Linked DNA regions of Homo sapiens: region 1 is linked to region 2. A link is a loop called in an ENCODE intact Hi-C map of the cell type or tissue named here. Cell type or tissue: PC-9. All regions are shown on one strand.

Evidence for each region. Peaks named below come from ENCODE experiments on the same cell type or tissue, not always from the same donor. Only the 100,000 strongest peaks of a DNase experiment are listed, where the experiment ranks them.
Region 1: a loop joins it to region 2, with 2.7 times the contacts of the local background. A loop is called at or near these places in 9 of 110 quality-filtered maps.

Annotation. Positions count from the first base shown.
Region 1 is chr7:151,735,560-151,738,059 of GRCh38, forward strand. All of the region lies in intron 3 of PRKAG2 (protein kinase AMP-activated non-catalytic subunit gamma 2), which reads right to left. Among named protein-coding and RNA genes, the nearest start is that of PRKAG2-AS2, 70 kb to the right of the region's middle. RefSeq lists an enhancer at 1-483. In PC-9, a CTCF peak has its summit at 1,185; a DNase peak (open chromatin) is centred at 1,082; H3K4me3 peaks cover 1,217 bases; H3K27ac peaks cover 1,350 bases.
Region 2 is chr7:151,686,586-151,689,085 of GRCh38, forward strand. All of the region lies in intron 3 of PRKAG2 (protein kinase AMP-activated non-catalytic subunit gamma 2), which reads right to left. Among named protein-coding and RNA genes, the nearest start is that of PRKAG2-AS2, 120 kb to the right of the region's middle. RefSeq lists enhancers at 1-2,500, 778-1,977. In PC-9, no CTCF peak of the experiment used is centred here; a DNase peak (open chromatin) is centred at 1,226; H3K27ac peaks cover 2,175 bases.

The DNA of each region.
Region 1 (2,500 bases), 49 kb after region 2:
ACAGCTGAAAACAACAGTGCCCATCCACTCTTACTTTTCCCCTGAGCCACAGTTTTTGCATAAATGAATGACAATCCAATCCATCACTAGCCTCCCTGGGCCAGGTGGGGCAAGAAAGGAAACAGCTTCAGAAAGAGTATTGTCAGGCGGCTCCCCACAGCAGCACTGCCATCAGCAAGGAAACACTTCCCACGTATTCCTCTAACCACCGCCTGATGTTATATCCCAGTTGGAAGAGAGTGGCTGGAAACAGCTACTGCTTAGGAGGGTGTGCACACACGCCGTGGGGTTCCCTCCCAAGGACAGACCACCAGGGGCTCGGGAATGGGCAGAGTCCTACCGAAAAGGCCATGAGGCTCCGACTGGCGCCTCTCCGTGCTTCGATTTTGGTCCTTGTGTTTCTTGTTGCTCCTGAGGCTCCCAAAGCGCTTCATGGGTAGCTGTGGCCACAGGAGTGGCGACAGGTGAACATATCAGGACCCACAGAACCGGTGTCAGCCCCAGGTGGCCGGGAGCCAGAGGAGCATCAGCCCGACAGGCACAGGGCGCCCCAAAAGCTCAGAGTGGCAGCCTGTGCTCAGGTGACAGCCCGGGTTCAAGCGTCCTCACCAGGGGGTCTTCAGGGCGACCTCACCGCAGCCCCAGAGTCTGTGAGGCGCCAGGGAGTGGAGCCGTCCTGACGGGGCTGCACCTCCGGCCACAGCAGCTGGAGCGTCAGCCCGGCTGTCCTTAAGTAGCAAGAAGCTGCCGGAAGCGCAAACAGAACTTCGCAGGGGATTTGTTGATGTAGTTAAGGTCAGCTGCTCACTGATACTCTCCAGGGCTTTTTTTTTTTTTTTTTTTCTCCTTAAAATTAAAAAAAGGAGGGAAGACCAGATAGGCAAAGGAGGCACAAGCCTGCAAGTCATGTGCAGCCGTGCATGATGTCTCTTTAAACAGACTGTAAAAGGAAACCACCCTGGGCAGACAATTCTTGGCACCAATTGGCCAGAGCACATTCCCATTGTGACATGACATCACACAACTATTTTGATTCATGGGTTCCAGGGCCCCACGGGGTCAGAAGGCTCCGGCTGCTGCCGGGTGGAGAAGCCACACAAGTCCCTGGGCTGGAAATTGCTGAATCTACCCTGGCTCACGGTTCCACTCAATGAAAGCAGCAATGCCGTCTTCAAGGAGGGGATACAGCTCCCCGACTGGAATTTAACGGAAGGTCTTCGGCAAATGCGTAATTTGAGCTCTGGACTTGCTGAGAATTGCAGCATGACAGAGCTGGAAGAGATTTTAGAGAGATCTAGTCCAACTCCCTTCTATGACAGATGGGGAAACAGGCTCAGGACAGGGAGGTGACTTCCCCAAGATCCTGTCGCCAATGGTAGAACCAGGACTGGAGTTCTAATCTCCTTGACTCCTAAGCCAAACCGCTGATCAAGTAAAACCTAAAACATTTATAATTTGTATATGTTTTGCAACCAATAAAACAAACTTTGGAAGCAAAAGATAGAAAAAAAATCCTTGACTTTTTGTCTGATAGCCTCACTAAAGTTACCTGCTTTGCTACTAACCAGCTTTGTGACCATCAGAAAGTTACTTCCCATTTCTGAACCTCAGTTTCCCCCTTAGTGAACTAAGACAAGACCAGGTCATTTTAGGATTTAGTCTAGGGCCAGGCACGGTGGCTCACGCCTGTAATCTCAGCACTTTGGGAGGCTGAGGTGGGAGGATGGCTTGAGCCTAGGAGTTCAAGACCAGCCAGGGCAACACAGTGAGACCCCCATCTCTATTAAAAAAAAAAAAAGAGAGATTTAGCCTAGTTCCAACAGTCTGAACCTCTCATGGTAACTGATTCTTCCCAAATGACTATGCACATGAGGAGGAGACTATGTCAGACCAGTTAAATAACCCCCGAGCTAAAGATTAGTAGCCTGGGTTCTTCTGGCCGCCCACTAGGGTGGGATAACCTCCCAAAACTGCAACGCCATCAGTTTCTTCAGCGGAATTGTTATTATCTACGGCTCGTCCGAAAACAAGGGGATGGAGTGTGGGGTGGAAGCGCCCCAGCAGCTTGCCACTGGAGCCCAGGCCTCCTCAGGAACCACAGGTCCAGCCTCCCAACTTGGGTTGGGCTGCTTTTCATGCCTTTTCTCTCACCTCTTTCATTTACAGAGCTCAGTGCCACTGGAGTTGTTGGCCCAGTCACTGCAGATGCCTGATGAGATAAAGATGGCTCCACACTCGGGCAACAGGAAGGAGGGCAAGGGAAGTCTTCCATTCTATCCCCATGAGATGAAACCCTGGAAGCTCAGCTCCCACCCCAGATCTGCCATTCCCATGGGGCCTCCATCCACAGAAGCCAGAGATGCCCAGATCTGCCACTCCCACGGGGCCTCCATCCACAGAAGCCAGAGATGCCCAGATCTGCCACTCCCACGGGGCCTCCATCCACAGAAGCCAGAGATGCCCAGATGTGCCACTCCCACGGGGCCTCCATCCACAGAAG
Region 2 (2,500 bases):
CCAGCTGCTTTGAGACCTTGCTCTGAATGTTCCTAAAAGACAAGTTTCACACCCGCCTGGTGTCCTCCCCACCCCACTCCAGCCCTGCCCCTGCAGGACCCCCTCTCTCAGCAGGAGTTTCTGGACTCTGGCCCCTTTATAGCTGAATGGCCCTGGCCCTAGCTGAGCTCACTCTCAATTCATATTTCAATCTGGAGTAAGGTTTCAGGCTGCAGATTTCGGTTCTAGGCTCTAAGAATCTGTTTTATGATCTTTTGTCATTGAAACTGTTCAAAATATGTTGGAAAATATCTGAGTGATCTTCAAGTCAAAGCATCATGGTAATATGGAAGGTGAAAAAATATTTCTATTTAAAAAAAAAACTTTCAGGAATTTTTCCAAGGTTATTCTCCTAAAAGGAATCCGGAAAATATCCAGTCTTATAGGGCTTTGTATACCCAATAACATTCTGCACCTAGTTATGAAATAGTTGGCTCTAGCATATGGGTATTTACATGGGAACTAACAAAACAAAACAGAAATGGTGGTGCAGGGGAAGGAAAGGAGAATCTCACAGGGGCTAATTTTAAATCTGTCCCAACTCTGACAATGTGGTCCCAGCCTCTGCTGTCTGCCCTGTTCCTTCTTCACGCTTGCTTGGAGGTCAGAGTTCTACATCATGGACCCAAAACGTAACCCTAGATACTTCGCTTGGGCAAAAGACAACAGCAGATATGCATCTTGATGTTGCCACTTAGAAAGCAGTCCTGGGGAGGCACAGGGGAGGCCCCTCTGCTGCTTTGTGAGAGAGAGAAATTCTGCCACAGAACTTTTCCCATATACAATGGTTTCGGAAAAACAATTTGCTAATAATTTGTCAATGAAAGGGAAATGTTAGCAGCCTCAGTCCCTCTAATTATCAGTATTTGTGGAATCACAAAAGCAACAGGCATTGTTTGGTGCTGTGGAGATGAACTCTGCCGAATGTGATAGTCTGGAATGGGCCAGCATGAGAATCATAGGTGGTAAGAATGGGCATGACCTTGGACAAACATCTCAGAACCTCATTTTCGGTGGAGGAAGTGCAGGCTCTGAGAGGTGAAGTGTGTGGCCGAGGATCTACCCCCCACCCCAGAAGCAGGTCCACAGCCATGACTCAGGTCTTCAGGCCGCAGCCCAGGGCCTTGCTCCATTCCAGGAGGTTTCTGACGGTGACCTCATCCCTGTGGAATGTTGGGGAGAAGACCGTTTGTATGGGCGACAGGAAAAAGCACACGGTCGCACCAGGCGAGGTGGGTGCCTCAGGTCAGAGGTGTATCTGCCTTGGGCTGCCTCTCCGTGTCCACCCTCCTCCCCAACGGGGCTCCCTCGGCCAGCTGCCAAGGGTGTATAGGGTGGAGCGGGTAGTGGAAGGCCAAGACTTGGCACTTTGGGTTTGGAAGGGGAGGGAGGAGGAGGAGGAGGAGGAGGAAATGAGGCCCCCCCCCGGGCTCCTTGCTGAGTCAGCATGGTGACTACTGTCATTTCCTAGAAGGAAATAAGGGAAGGACACCAATTCAATAGGAGACCTGGGGGACTTTCATACTCTCAGCTGATGCCAGGGTGCCCAGTGAGCAGGGGAAAGGCTTCCTGGCCCTGGCGGCAGGATGGGGCCAGAATATTCCTGGGCAGGAGCCCCCCCAGGTGGCCCATCCTGCCTGAGCATGTCTGAACATGTTCTTAGGTCAGGACTAGAGTTCGAGATTTCAGAAATGTCATTCTAACCTTGATCTCTTCGAGATGCCTGTTTATAACACAGCATCGTTCATGCCAATTGTCTGGCAAAGCCGGTATACACGGCTATCGCTATGATGTAAAACAGCAGATCTCATGTGAGGGTAAACTTGGAATTTACCCCGATGAGATGCGGTGTGGGGAGGGTCCAGTGGCTGCGAGGCCCTGGAAGCATGCCTCTTTCAGGGAGGCCTCCATCATCAGAGCTTCCGTCTGCAACGTCCCTGCCCTGTGCTGGCCAGGGAACTCCGCGGCGGGCTCCCCCACTGTGCCCGGGATTCGGACACTGCTTGCCGCGGAGTGTTTCCAGTCCCTCTTGAAATTCCTGGTTGTTGACAATTTGTTTATTATTCTAGCTCTTGAGGAAACTTCCTAAAAACTGGGGAAGAAGTAGTTCTTCAACTTTCTTGAATCTCAGGACACTTGGATCATCTGACGAAACTGATGAATGAAGCATGGGTACACAGATTTCTCTGTCTCTCAAATCACTTCGGGGCCCTTCTAACTCCCCAAAAGTCAGGTTTTAGGAATCTGTATTCCGAGGGGTCTCAAAATGTTCACGTGGTTCCCCTCTCCTCCAGGGTGGCCGGCCTCCCTGTTCCATCTTCTGAGAGGAGCTATACCCATTTTGCACCCTGAACCTCCAAACTCAGAAGTCTCTGAGGAGCCCTGAATAGGAGAAAATGTGGCTGAAAATGAAGTGGAAAATCAGTGTGATAACCAAATCAAGATCACGCCTCGCTGGGAC